3 separate regions of the Homo sapiens genome follow, and all the other regions are linked to region 2. Evidence: chromatin loops called from intact Hi-C (ENCODE). Cell type or tissue: Calu3. All regions are shown on one strand. Region 1 overlaps LOC105369844 (a long non-coding RNA gene). Region 2 has its middle 52 kb from the start of PHLDA1-AS1. Region 3 overlaps LOC105369844 (a long non-coding RNA gene).

Region 1 (5,000 bases), 210 kb after region 2:
AGTCTCTTTTGAGCTATAAATGTACATGGTTGTGTGTGTAATTTAGGCTAAAATCTAGGGGTAGTCAGTAGCCCTGATCAGAAATTCACATTCCCATGGTTGTCAACTCACATTTGCTCAGAAAGTTTGCATTCCACAGGAGGCTTCTGCAAGGCTTTAGCTATCTTTACGTTCGATCAACACTACGCATTTGTCTAATTAGCATAATGAATAATAGAAGTATTTTCAAGTATTATGTTAGCATAATAGATCATAGAAGTATGCTCTCATGCATGGAATTAGTGCTATTAAAGAGATATGATTTGGCTAAAACATTTGAGACAATCTCCACCTTCAGTAAAGAGCACACAATTCATGCTAGCTTTTTACTCTTATCTCTAAACGTAATCGGTGCGTATGGCAGAATTTGGTTTGAGTTTTCATATTAACACAGCGGTGAGGTGTAGGTGAGCAGCTGACTGCTATTGTTATCTACCAAAAAAGAACCTAATGGTTGTTTTTAAGCAATTTGGCTCAAGCCAATTGGAAATGCCTTTCCATGTAATTTTGCTATTAACTTAAGGTTGCATAATCAGAAGAATTCTTTTGGGCAACCTTGATAGAACCCTGTTATAATTGTTATGCCAATGAATTCATAACTGCAGGGGAGGTGGTGGTTTCATAGTCAAGATCTTTGATTTTCTACTCAGGGGAATCTACAATCCTTACATTGTTTGATTAGTTTTGTACTTCCTTGGCTCTAAACATATCTCTTCCATTGATTTTTAAAGACTGTTGAACTTGATGAAATCCTGTGTTTTATATTATCTTTATATTCTTAGAATCATATGACTCTATGGTTATTAAAATGATATTAGATTACATTTTAGTGTTCTCTCTTTCTCTCTGGTAACTGTTTAAGTCAGAACTCCTGAAAGTGATTTTTACTGATAATTGACATTAGGAGAAAACACCCATGAACCATGCAGCAAATCCTTAACAAAGCTGGCTCTGGAAATACCTGTTATATCAAGTAGTGGTAGGTTACTGGTGTTTTATTTCCCAGAGAAGTATTTCAGAAATGTAGGCTCCCTCACAGGGCACCAGACCCAATGCCAACTGGAATAGTGGAATAGCCATCCCATTTGAAAAAAGGGGGACATGTGGAGAGGAGGGATAAGGGAAGGAATGTTGAGAGAGGAACGGGGGGAAAATTGTTTTCATGTGTATTTTTCTACTCTGAAGATTCTAGACAAAATGTATTCAGCAGAGAAGGGAGGAGGAGAACAGTCAAAGGTAAGTCATTTTAAATTTTCACTATCAAGAATTCCTTTAAAAGTTTCTCCGTTGACCCATGTTTTGATAGCTTTTACTCTACTAAGTAGATGGTATTTATCACTCAATAACTTATTTCTCCACTTTTATTAATCGAAGACCTATATGGGATTGTTAGGAATACTGATTAGCATGAGCTAAGTGTAGGGGAGGTAGGGATACCCTTCACTGCACCTTTACTCTTCTATGGGCTCTTTGGCTGGGTCTGGGAGCCAAACTGACACGAGGCAAATTAGCAAGAGAAAAGCATGCATGTTTTACCTGAGTGTGGGGGCATCTCCACCAGAGTGTGAAGTCCCAAGAAATGGCCAAAGCTTTTATAATTTTTAGACAAAAATAAATTTGTGAAGAAATGACAGGACAAAGAAATCTGCCTGGGGTAGTAAATTCTAGAGGAGTCACTAGGAGGTATATACATGGAGTGTAAAGCTAGTGGCAGAGTTAATTAATTCAGTCCTGTTGCAGTGCCAAGTCTGGCTCCAATGTTAAGAACTATTCTTTTGTCCTGGTAGTGGGAAGGCACCTGTCTCAAAGAAATCTTTATGGCTTGCACCTGACAGGAAAAGACAGGTCAGCCTTTTCTTGAAACTACAATTTTCCAGTGTTTTCAGCTTGAAATAATCAATATGGCATATTTGGGTATAGTATGTCTTTTACTCCTTCATAGGAAAGAATCTCCATAATGATTTGGTAGTTTCAGCCAAAGAAGAGGAAATTGGGGTGCTAGTTAGATATATTTTTCTTAGCCTTATCACAAACTAGTTCTTTCATAATCTTCTAGTGTTTAAAAAGAAATACAGATCTGGGCCAGGCACGGTGGCTCACACCTGTAATCTCAGCACTTTGGGAGGCTAAGGCGGGCAGATCACTTGAGATCAGGAGTTCGAGACCAGCCTGGCCAACATGGCAAAATCCCGTCTCTACTAAAAATACAAAAATTAGCCAGGCGTGGTGGTGCATCCCAGCTACTCAGGAGGCTGAGGTAGGGGAATCACTTGAACCTGGGAGATGGAGGTTGCAGTGAGCCGAGATGGTACCACTGTACTCCAACCTGGGTGACAGAGTGAGAGTCTGTCTCAAAAAATAAATAAATAAATAAATAAATAATTTTAAAAAATAAAGAAATACAGATATCCAGTTTCCACACCCAATAATCTAAAATATGATCTGTTGGGGTGGGAATCTTCATTTTTTAACAAGTGTTGTCCTTATCATTCAGGTGGTTTAGACCTCACTGTTCCTTGAACAACACTTTGAGAAGCAATCCAGTAGAAATTTTGAAATATTGAAAATAGTTTCCTGACCTCCCTCTGACTTGGCTTCACAGGTCTGGTGACTTCAGGTTGGGAACCTCTGGAAGGGTGAATAATTGCCAACTCAATTCAGCTGTTCAGCCTTGGGCACTGCTTCAGTTGAAGCTCAAGAAGCTATGACTAAGTTGACCTTTTGTCATATCTCTTTTCCTCCCTGTTTATTTAAGTTACCATCTTAACTGGCTGCTGAAGTCAAAAGTGCTTTTGTTCTCTGCATGAATGGTTTGATTCACATCACACCAATATAGCTTCAAAGGGAGAAAAGTCTTTTACCTTTGGATAATCTTTCCCTCCCCCTACAAATGCCACAACTTGGCCAAAGGATTTTAAAGATTTTATGTTTTAACTATTTCAGACTCTTCAGGTTGCTTCTCTCTCCTTTTTCTTCTTGGAAGAAATAGGCCAAAAGAAATAACAACCACTTACAGGATTTTTAACAAAGGCGAATTCCTGCACTTAAGACAGCGATTCGCAAATTAGGAATTTAAAAAGAACAGATTACAGGAGCCACCTCCAGAGAGCCTGATTTGGGAGGTGTGGGATGGGGCTTGGGAAACTGTATTTTGATTCAGTGATTAGCTAGGTCTGTGAATCAACATTTTAGTGAATGAGTACCAGCAGATCACTTTCCCAAGTCTGGATGACCAAGAAGTGACAAATTCTAACTGAGAGTACTCCATTCTCTCCACTATCTCATGCTATGGTGATGATGGAAAGAAAAGGAAAGGAAGAAATCAAAGGCAGTCCAAGCTATCTGCTGTTTGTAGAACCTCATGTTCTGTCATTCACTTTTCCCCTTACCTCCTTGCTCATTTCATGTTTCAGCTGCCCTGGATTTCTTACACTACATGCATGATCACACATGATTGTCTTTTGTCTTCCTGCTTTTATACAAGCTGTTCTTTCAGCCTGGGATTCCTTTATGCCCAACTCCCTTTTCTCCCTGGTAAACTTCAAGACTCCATTCAAATATAACCTACTTTGTGAAGCTTCCCTAACACCCCAGGCTGAGTATATCCTTCCCTTCTCTGTACTCAATTAGATTTTTGTGCATGTAAGTATTGTGGTGCTGAGAAACTCATGTTCTACCGCCTGTAATTTATTTGAAATACTTCTTCATAGATGATATGATATGTATGTGTGTCAGTTAGTGACAAACTCTACATCCTACTGGCAGGTTGATAAAGTATCCTAAATAGGTACAATCTCAAAAAGTGATGAAGTGGCATTTCCAAGCTCCTATAGTCTACATTCTAGGAGAGTTATTATAACCTAATCACTTGGAAATACTATCTAAATTGAGATCAAGGGATAATAGAAGTATTTTTTCATAGGTGAAATGGATGGCATTCAGGATAATTATACTGCCCGGAAAGATAGTACAAACACCTCTGTCTTCTATGAATGGGTTATGAGAACCTGGCAAACCCAGCAATCTTGTGTTCACCCCACTTAACAGGAGCAATCTAGATTAGATGGTTAGCTGAAACCTGCTGCTGGAACATAGGCCCCTCTGCCACCAGAACACCCTTCATGCAAGGTGCTGTCCTGAGTGACTAAAAACAGAAGCTAGGACTTCACTGAGCCTGCAGGGACAGATTGTATGACAGTGCATGTATTTGATTGTTTCACATCCATGCTAATAAATGCATGCTTGGCAGAATTTGGTCTGAGACTTGCTTTTATTGTAATATACAAACAGTAGTGAGGTTGTGTGAGAGGGCACCAATAGCTCTCCTTTACCTCTGGGTTAAAGGTTTAGTAGAGGCTGCCAAGAGAACCCGACACCTATGAATGGCCAAATTGTCTTGGGACAGCAATCTTATTTATCTTTGTATACCTGGTGATGACAGTGCCTGATATAGTAAGTATTCAATAGATGCATTTTTTTGTCCTTAATTCATATAAATATAAAACAAAAAAGAAATTGGACCAATTTAATGATCTTCAACTGTTTTATAGAATTACATAATCTGTGTGAAGGTTTTGATTTAAGCTGTGAAGGTTTTTATTTAAGCAGAGTGGCAACGATCAGGTTGTGAATAACAGACAATTTCATTTATAGACTCTGCTTATTTGGGGAAGCTTTGAATAAAAATTACTAATACCAGCTTTCGATGAAGCCACTGCTTCAGGTGAAGTGCCTTTTGAATAGAAATAAAAATATATTAAAACAACAGTGATACATATGTTTTATGAAGTTTTTATGCTCCTCACCTCCCTCCCCAAAACACCACTATGCAATTGCCCCAAAAAAGGGCAGCTTTAAGAATAGCTGGTGGGAATGTATGACATACTCATTTGCAAACAGTGGTATTCATTGTTCAACACTGTCAAGAAAATTCATCTAAAGAAATTATAAGCCTAAAGAGT
Region 2 (5,000 bases):
TTCCTAAAGATTTTAGTTTTCCTAGAAAATTTCTAACAACCGTGACATTCATTTGAAATCTAAAAGTTGGGTTGTCTTTTTCTATTCCCAGAGTCAGAACTTTGATTAACGTAAAGAAATCTCGAATCTCTAAGCTGCTGATTTAAAAAATAAATATGTATATATGTGTATGTATTGTCTTGAACATAATGAGGTCCTGAACCAGAAACCAATTGTACTGTACATCTGCAATAAACTAGCTACTAAATGCCAAGCTATGGGGAACATGCACTAATTAAAGACAGACTGTCTAATTTTTCTGTGATTGCTACAAAGTAATCGTGATAGTCTCAATGCACATGACAGATGCTCACTAAATTGTTGATAGGTTAGTTCCGGTTCAAAATGGTGGGAGAAGATGAGAGTGTGATTTATCTTATCGTAAATGTTGTTCCCAACAGAAGGTCAGACGATGAATTCCCAATGAGAAGTTGAACCCAATTGGCCCCTTTCTATGTGTGCTTGATGAGGTGTTTCTGATGGGGCTTTTATTGGTCAAGCTTGAAAGACCATCTTTTCAGAAAGGTCAAATTCCCCATTATCCAGGAATAGGGAAATAAGGCTACAAACTTCTAGGGCTTCTGCTGCTGTCTTTCTTCCTTTCTCATTTCTTATACATAAGAAAGAAATATCGAAAATTCATAGATGACAGCTGAGATGTCCTCTTGGAAATAAGACTTCATTATGTTTCCCGTCTACTGCCTGCTATGATTACATAAAGAAAAGGTGACCAGAATCACTGTAGCAACAAATAGAATTCAGTTGCTTCTTTTCCTGCCCTCAGCCTCCTAGGGCCTATAGTGTGGTGGCTGAGAGCTCAGATTCTGGAGGTGAACAGCTCTGGGCTTAAATCCTGGCTCCTTTACCTTTTGGCTTGATTTTGGGCAAGTTACACAATCCCCTAAACTCATCATTTCCCATCTGAAGTGGGGATGAAAATAGCACCAATCTAATATGGTTACTATGAAGATTAAAAGGATTAATGTTTGTAAAAAAAAATTAGCAGTGTACCTGGCATATGGTAAATATCAAATTTATGATAGCTGTTTTAAAAATTATTATTATTGCAGAAATATACTAGTTCATTAGTTGCATATACTGATAGAAGTGGGGATGGAACTTCATAAGGGAGTGGAAAGAGAATACTAGCACTCCCTGGTACCACTTGTATGTAAATCACTTAACGGTGTGCAAAGGATCACACTATAGTTCTGTGATGTGAGAGAAGACTGAATCACTTCCATTTCCGTTGGTAAATGCTAAGGGCAACTACAGGGTGCAGGGCAATAAATGCTGCCTCTCTACTTGGAAATGACTAATCTCCTTTCTCTAAAGTAAAGTGATGTTGAAGTGGGTAAGAAGAGAGAAGATGAAGGTAGCCAGAGTGAGAAGTGGGATGGAAGGGACAGGGAAGTTTCTAAGATCAGCCCCAAATCTTCCTTCTTGAGCTGTGACCAGAACACCATCCAATATCCAATGTCTTCTATCAGCCTGAGTTATCAAGCACAGGAGAGAGCTCCGTATTAAACTGTGTGGCATACGAGTGCCTAATTCCCAGTCTTCTAACTAGTAAGGACAAGGTTTCCTTGCCAAGTTTATCCTGAGGGCAAAGGCCTGGGTGATGTTTTTTGAGGGATGGTATATTCTTTTTAAAAAAGGTATTTAGGAAGCTGTACTTTGTAGACCCATGTGAGAAGGGAAATTGCATTTAAAACTCACCTTGGGGTGAAGGGAAATGCCTTTGAACTCTGCAACTCAGTAGGTAGTCACTTATCCCCCTCATCATTGATGGGTGAGCAGACAAGCTGAGAGCAATCGCATCTCAGCGTACAGTCCTGATGCACTTGTATTCAGTAATGTAGGCAGTTTGAGGTTTGCCCTTCTGTCCTCGCTAGGTGTTTGCTTTCTACTCTGTACATGTTTTAGGATGAACTATAGTTATCTTCCAAATTAGCATTTTAAAGGCATTCTGATTTTGTTTAAAACAAATCACAACGTGAAGTATTGGACTATGGCTGTAGATAATTCTTCAGATTGTGTTAGTACTCCTGGACCAGTTATTGTGAACTCATGGCCTTTTCAAAATGCAGTCGTTGGCTTTCATCTTCTTAAATGTGACTCTATCAAATCCATTCCAACTCTCATACTGGCATTAGTTTGGCCTACTTCCTCTAACGCAAGCCAAGCAAATTCTCCAAATACCAAATATAAGATGGAGATTCAAAGGTCATTGTTTTCTTCCATGCCATTCCACTCCACTCCCACCCCCAGCCAGCAGGGTAAGGGTTCAGATTCCTGCTTAAAACAACAGGTCAGTGGGCACTGCCAAATCATCCTCAATGCCGTTTCAACTGCTAAGTTTTCTGTATCACAAAACCAATGTTTATCCTGTATTTGCAACCCCTGAGCTGCGTTCTCTTGCCCTGATTCTCTTGCTCTTCCCTGCCAGTGAATTTGCATCATTTCTGTGTGTGCTTTGTTTGACTGCCCTGACTCCAGTTCTGCTGAGACTGTCTGTGGGTGGTTTCCCTGTGCAGAGATGACAAGTGCAAAGGTCAGAAGCTTCCATGATTCATTTCCTCTTTGCTGCACGCAGTGGATGGTTTTCTGGGTGAGTCACTCAGATGCCAAACACAGGAGGGATTTTCTTCACATAGAGGCCCTGAGGCTCTGCTATGCCCTGAATTGGAGGAGGAACTGAGTTCTTAATATTTCCTGAAAAATTGTGTATTTTTTCCAATGATTTCATAAGCCCATTTGTATTCCCTTTCTTTGCATCTGATGACTCTGATTTGCGAATGCTGCGTACCCCTTGGAGAACATTTTGGTATCTTGTAGAGCTTCACTGAGTTCTGACTCAAGAGTAATTGGACTCTTTGAAATATACCCCAAAAGCCTGGATGCAGTAGCTCACACCTATAATCCCAGCGTTTTGGGAGGCCAGGCGGGAGGATTGCTTGAGGCCAGGAGTTTGAGACCAGCCTGGGCAACATAGTAAGACCCTGTCTCTCTCTAAAAAAAAAAAAAAAAAAATTACGTGTGTGTGTGTGTGTGTGTATTATGTTTGTGTGTATATATCTCAAGCATATTCCTGTATTAAAACATTCCCTGGTATGTTATCTATACAGGAGTATTAACAGCAGTCTACCTGTGGCTCTTCAAAAATCCACCCTCCTAGCCAGGCACAGCGGCTCATGCCTGTAATCCCAGCACTTTGTGAAGCCGAGGTGGGCAGATCACTTGAGGTTAGGAGTTCAAGACTAGCGTGGCCAGAGTGGTGAAACCCCATCTCTACTAGAAATACAAAAATTAGCCAGGCGTGGTGGCGGGCACTTGTAATCCCAGCTATTCGGGAGGCTGAGGCAGAGAATCTCTTGAATCCAGGAGGCAGAGATTGCAGTGAGTCGACATCGTGCCACTGGCCTCCAGCCTTGGGTGACAGAGTGAGACTCTGTCTTAAAAAAAAAAAAAAAAATACTACCCTCCTCTTCTTCTTCCAGAATAAAAATCTATGGGAGGAACAAGAACATCAACTGAGGATGATGGTAATGTTGCAATACCTAGGGCTGAAACCTACAGCAAAGTATTATTTTCTCAATGAAGAGAGGTTATTATTTTCTTTTTTTTAAACCTTTAAAAATTATGAAATAGAATATGCAAACAGAAGGCATAAGTGTATAGTACAATGAATAATTACAAAGTGAATACCCTCCATCAAGAAATGGAACATGGCCAGCCCAGACGTCCCTCCTTTGTTTACCTTCTAGACGTACCTCCCTTCTCCTGTCTTGAGGTATCCACTACCCTGATTTTTGTGGTAGTCATTTCCTTGCTTTTCTTACCACCTATGTATGCAAGGTTGTTATTTTGTAAAGCAGTATCAATTCCATCTTCTGCCGGTGGCACTATGTAATTCACTTGTATTAAGTAGCGACCACAGGATGACTTTGGGCTAGAGTGGTATATATCTATTCTCTCCCCACCCTAAAATTCCATAAAAATGCTTATCCATGTCTACTGTGTCATGAACTAATAATACTCCTGCTAAGACACATGTTTAAAGTAATGACAGTGAAGAGGTAAAATAAGCACGAAATTTTCAGTGGTCTGTCTCCTGTGCTCTGGGGTTCCTGAGCTGCAAATAGAGTTAAATGATCTGTGATGGGAATATAGAAATCCTCCCCGCCAACCCCCTGCCACCTCTTACTATCCCCTCTCTCTGATTTCCCTGGGAAATATCCCAGCAAGTTGTAAAATCTGCAGAACTTGGGCATGAAAAGGATCTATTTACAGGTCCTGAACTTTCCCCTTTTGGTTTCTTACTTTGAGAACATACAGGCTGTTTCAGCATATTTCTTTATCAGGGCAACTCACCCCAAAGATTATTTGATCTTCTTTAGTCTGACATGTTCTCTGCTGAGCTAGGAAAAGCAGCTGAGTGGAAATGGGACTTAAAATGTAATTCTTAACCATTTTTACTTCCTCGCCTTCCTTCTCTTCCTTGATTGGCTCAGGCAGGTTTGTAGAGGCAGAAAAGGAAATTAACGTTTATTACACCCCTATTTTGTGCCAGGCACTTTTGAGTCCATTATCTTATTAAATACAACACCAGGAGATACTTATTTTTTTTTGTTGGCTCCATTTTGTAATGGAGGCCACTGCATTTCAGAGCACTTAAGTAACTAAACATCATTATGTAGTTAGAAATGGCCATAATGAGGAACTAAACGGTCTAACTCCAAAGCCAAGTTCTCTTTCTTCTCTATCAAGCTGTCTCTTATTTCACTTGCCTGATGACCTTGGAGTGCCCTTGGCAACCACTTTTTAAAGGAGGGTCTATTTTTGTTAGGCAGAATGAAAAGTTATTGGGTTTATTAGCAGTAATGGGTTCAAGGTCTCAGAGTTTTCTTTTTTTTTTTTTGAGACAGGGTCTTGTTGTGTCACCCAGGTTGGAGTGCAGT
Region 3 (5,000 bases), 150 kb after region 2:
AAAAAAAAAACTACGATGCTTAACAGACAGCTTAATAATAATAAGCATGCAATGAATGATAGTTCTTATTGATATTATTTTGGATGGGAGGTTTAAGTGTGCCAAGTGTGCTAAGATCTTGTTGATATTATTTTGGGTGAGGGGATTTAAGTGTACCATGAAACAAAATCTCATTAATTAATTCAAAGATTACTAAATGTTCTAAAGAAAGATAATATGTTTTAATAATATGTGCTCTACTTACAATGTCTGTGGAATTCTGTAAAGCCAAAAATATAATCATAAGCATCTATGAAGGTTCTAATATCCAGCATCTATAGGGAAATTAATAAATTTACAAGAAAAAAAAGACCCCATTAAAAAGTCCATGTTTGTCATGTTATAATATGGGAAAAGCTGTCAGACTTTTTGTACTTTTATTTGTGAGAACAACTAAAATTAAGTGGTGAGGATTTAGAAAAGCCAACTCTATTTCTATGCTTTTTTTCTCCTTTAAGGTGGTGTTTAGTGCTTAAAGAAAATCATCCAGAGCCAGGATCAGTTGGGTAATTGCAAAACTATCACAACCACAGAAATCATGATATATCAAATTGTGTGTGTTTACAGAAAATGTGTGGTATCAGTCTAGCTGGCATAAAGGAGTAAAAATGACAGTAGCAGTAAACAAAGCATATGGTAACTTAAAAAATGGGCTTTAAAAGTGTGAATATTTATATACAAAGCAACTCTCCATTCTGCAGCTTTTATAATTATCTATATTTATCATCACTCTGCATCCTTCCACATCCTTAGTGTTTTTTGAGAAAAGGAGCCCCAAGTAACTGAAGCTGCTGAAAGTGACTCTGTCTTAGGCCCATGTGCACCAAAGAAAACAAACCTAAATATCCTGGTCCTGATTGTGGGTCAGTGAAGGACATCTGATCTAAAGTCTTTATGATTTGACATGGGGAAGGCCAACTGCAGCAGTAGTGGCTTAGAGTCACCTGCCAATGGGACTGATTCAAACTCGATGAGCACACACCCCATTCAGATAGTGGGATGGATAAATGAAAGGGGCACCAGAAATAGTGAGTTCCTAGTGTTTATGTAATGTCCAAAGTGGCCCTTTGCAATTATGTCTCTCTCTATGAGACCAACTATACATTCCAATCTCAGAAGCACTTGGAAATGGGTAATTTGACCGTAAGATGTCACATCTGTGATCACATCCTGGATCACGGGTCATGATATGTTTTGGCTGTGTCCCCAGACAAATCTCAACTTGAATTGTAGCTCCCATAATTCCCATGAGTTGTGGGAGGGACCCAGTGGGAGATAATTGAATCATGGGGGTGGTTTCCCCCATACTGTTCTCATGGTAGTGAATAAATCTCTCGAGATCTGATGGCTTTATACGGGGTTTCCCCTTTCTCTTAGTTCTCATTCTCTCTTGCCTGCTGCCATGTAAGACATGCCTTTCACCTTCCACCATGATTGTGAGGCCTCCCCAGCCACGTGGAATGGTGAGATCATTATACCTCTTTTTCTTTATAAATTACCCAGTCTTGGGTATGTCTTTATCAGCAATGAGAGAACAGACTAATACAGGTCACATCCTGATGTTGGAACAGCAAACACTCTGGGAACCAAACATTATTCTGTGAACTCTTCTGATCAATAACCAAAGGTATTTCTGCATTTCTTTATACCCGAGTGTGAGTTCTCTTGAAATTTTGGTGCTGCTGAAATGTGCTCATAAGAATGTGCCAAACCTTAAAGCCAGAGTACCCACATCCCATTCCCAGCTGCTCCATCAACAACCCAGGTGGCCAGTAGTAGAAAAGGGGCAAAGGGATTAGGGCTGGAGTATTGGTTTTAGATAAGAGAAAGGATGCTGTCTCTGGGATGGGTAGGAAGGAGGTAAGAAAAGATGCTGATGAAGACACGGTTGTATGAGTAGAGGGAGGAGAGGGATGGGAAGTTAAGGGAATTTTTACCTGATTGCTCTGTTTTCTTGGTGAAGACTGAGGTAAGGATATCTATTGTGAATAAGGGGATGGGTAACTCGAATATAGTAAAGATTTGAAGCAACCTTCGTAGGAAATGATGGTGTTAAGGAACAATTGATATATAGGAAAATCATTGTGGTAATATCTAGGGATACAGATCATGGATTTGTAGAAGCATGTTGTACAATTCTCTCCCTGCATTGCCTGAGTGTAGAATCGGGGGAAAGACCGATGTGGGAATGATAAAAATTCAGGATTGTAGTGGACTCATTTGGAGGAAGCAAAAGGGAGCAAGAAAATTCAAATCATTCATAAGTGAATGATTAAAGAGATGGTTTAAGCCGTGATGGGAAGGAAAGTGAAGACAGGAAGGCACATACTGGGGAAAATGGGAGCACGGGGCAGTGAGTCAGAGCATTTTTTTTTAATGAAGTTGAAAAACAAGTTTAAAGGAATTAACAGAGAATAGGAAATTTAAGTAGGTTGTGTGGTCAGGCTGTGGTTTATTAGAGATTAAATTTTCGTTAGTAAAGCAATTCTGTGGGATGACAAGCTTCAGGGTGTGGTTATGCATGTGGGTAATAAAATTTGAGTAGAATTGAAGGTTATTGGAATGAGGAGGCCCAGGAACTGTGGGGCAAGGCATTTTATGGGGTATGTGCACGGACTCAGAATTCACCCAGGATGATGGTAAGACTAGGGGTGGAAAGGACAGTGTGACTCAGGGGCTTCTTAATATTTGGGGATGAATGTGAGAGAGTTGGTTGATGGTAGTGAGAGAAAGGCATTTAGGATTGTGTACTAGAAGGCATAAGCTTGCAGAGTGCAGGGGTTGTTCATTAAGGGAAGAAGAATTTGAGAGTGCACAGAGAACTATGAGAATACTGTTTCACTTCCAAGCCCCATGTCAAATGAGGCTTGAGAGACCCAAAGCTGCACCTAGACAGGGCTGTAGAAGAGAAGATCACCCAGAGGGAGGTCCAGGTTTGGGTTCAGCAAAGAAGTGGTGGAAGATTTCTTTCTGGAAGTTGAAAATGCACTAAACTTTGATAATCAGGAAATGGAGTTCTAGAGGAGACAGCAGAAAGATTGAGGAGTGAATAAGGGATGTGGGCATTTGCTTCTCCCTGATCCAAATATTAGTTTAGTGTTAGTGGTTAAGGACAGAATAGATGACTGCAGGGGCTTATCTTTAGGACAGTGACTGAAGGTGACATGAATATGAGGCATAGTGGAGTTCATTGACCTCAAGTTTTCAAAAGAAATTTTTATGTGAGATTGTTTTAGTGTTGAATCTAATGTTCTGAAAGCTGTGGAAAGCCTGATAACTCTAGAAACCTGTGAACTTGCCTACTTGAGATCGCTTTCAGCTCATGAAAGCACTATGGCTATTTCAAATATCAATGAGTAAAGTATTTTTCCTTCCTGATCACCAAGTTGTCTTCAAAGATTGTCTCATGAGGAACTACATGTCTCTTAGGAACTACAGTTCCTAAGCTTCCCATAAAAGCAAAGGCAGTCCACCTGCCCCATGATTGGGCCAGTGCAGAAGCATGGATCCAGGCAAATGTGGGTAACCACAGGGTACCAGCCGAATGCCCATGGCAACAGTCCATGGTTGAGCCTCTTTTTATCCCTTTAACTGTCTCCCTGTCAAACTATCTGCCAAAGTACCACTTAGCTGGAAGTGTATGAAGTGGAGTTTTCCTTCTTCCTTCCCTGAAGTATATATCATTACAAAAATTTTATTTCTTCATTGGTGAGAACTTTTTCTCTGAATTGGGTTCATTATTTTTTCAGAAGAGTGAAGATTTCAAAGCACACATTTCTGATTCACATCTATGCTGATGCCTGTAAAAATAACAAGATGCAGTAGCCATCCCAAGGTTGTTTGCCTGGCAGGGGGACTTTGGACCAGTTGCTTTGCTTCTTTGTACCTCAATCTCCTCTTCTCAGAGACAGTTAATAACACAGGGTTCTCCTTGCAGGGTTGTTTAGATGTGACCTCTGAAGTTAATGTATGTGAAGTTCTTAGCCCAGAGCCTGGCATATATTGGGTATCTAATATAGGGTGGCTGTTACTTTTACAAGGAAGATTATACCAGAATCATGCTAAGATTTAACACAAGTAAACTAATTGCATTTTCACAACAATTTGGTGAAATGGCTATTAATGATGACACTTATCATATGAATAATTTGAGGTTTGGTGTGATTCCATAGATCATTCAGGGTCAGGGTCAAATATTAGTAAATTGCAGAGCTGAGATTTGCCCTCAGGTCTATTTGATTCTAAACTCAGTGCTCTTTTCAATATAGTTAGATCATCCTGGGCGAATTATTTAGAATTTAGAGAAGAAAATTTCAAAATATTTCATTGTTGCCATGGCTTATTGTAAGCCCTACAATCAGTTGATTTTCTTGGCTCAATCTCAAGCCCTTTATGCAGAATTGCATGCCCTTTTTATCCTTTTCGGTTTTCAGGGACACAAGGAGAGATATGCATATGAAGGGTTATTTTCTAGGTAAGGAAAATCATATTCAGAGCAGTTGGTTGGTTATTCATAAAGAGCTCACCAAGTAGGCTCAAATTGGATAATCAAAGCTAAGCTGAGGGAAGCCACAGTTGATTTGAAATATCAAGAGGGAAGAGTAGGGACACTAAAAATCAGAAATGTGGTGAAACCACACATTTCCTGATCCAAGCACATCAGAATTCATTTGGTTAATAGTGAACAGAGGCACCCCACTGAGTTCCTTAATTATAACACCAGGACACTTTAAAGAAATATGAGAGGAATGCCTTTTCTGGCAATTTATAAATCATGTGATTTTCCTTTCTCCCTTGGGTGGACATTTTATTGCAGAGCAGGGTAGGGTTTTTGCTGGACATGCAAACTTCATTCACTTAATCGTTGAACATGAGGAACTCCATATTGCTTGTGGATGATTTTTAATTATCCACGGTTCTTTAGTAGTTAATGTTCCTTCCCATCCCAAGCCTGAGGTGTC

The links. Peaks named below come from ENCODE experiments on the same cell type or tissue, not always from the same donor. Only the 100,000 strongest peaks of a DNase experiment are listed, where the experiment ranks them.
Region 1: a loop joins it to region 2, with 5 times the contacts of the local background. A loop is called at or near these places in 2 of 110 quality-filtered maps.
Region 3: a loop joins it to region 2, with 5 times the contacts of the local background. A loop is called at or near these places in 12 of 110 quality-filtered maps.

Annotation. Positions count from the first base shown.
Region 1 is chr12:75,764,700-75,769,699 of GRCh38, reverse strand. All of the region lies in intron 1 of LOC105369844 (a long non-coding RNA gene), which reads left to right. Among named protein-coding and RNA genes, the nearest start is that of KRR1, 260 kb to the right of the region's middle. In Calu3, no CTCF peak of the experiment used is centred here; DNase peaks (open chromatin) are centred at 2,699 and 4,389.
Region 2 is chr12:75,975,710-75,980,709 of GRCh38, reverse strand. No RefSeq gene overlaps it. Among named protein-coding and RNA genes, the nearest start is that of PHLDA1-AS1, 52 kb to the left of the region's middle. RefSeq lists enhancers at 2,459-2,508, 2,518-2,662, 2,539-2,708, 2,037-3,236 and a cis regulatory region at 2,584-2,597. In Calu3, no CTCF peak of the experiment used is centred here; a DNase peak (open chromatin) is centred at 2,599.
Region 3 is chr12:75,823,401-75,828,400 of GRCh38, reverse strand. The region is part of intron 1 of LOC105369844 (a long non-coding RNA gene); the gene reads left to right. Among named protein-coding and RNA genes, the nearest start is that of PHLDA1-AS1, 200 kb to the left of the region's middle. In Calu3, no CTCF peak of the experiment used is centred here; a DNase peak (open chromatin) is centred at 2,460.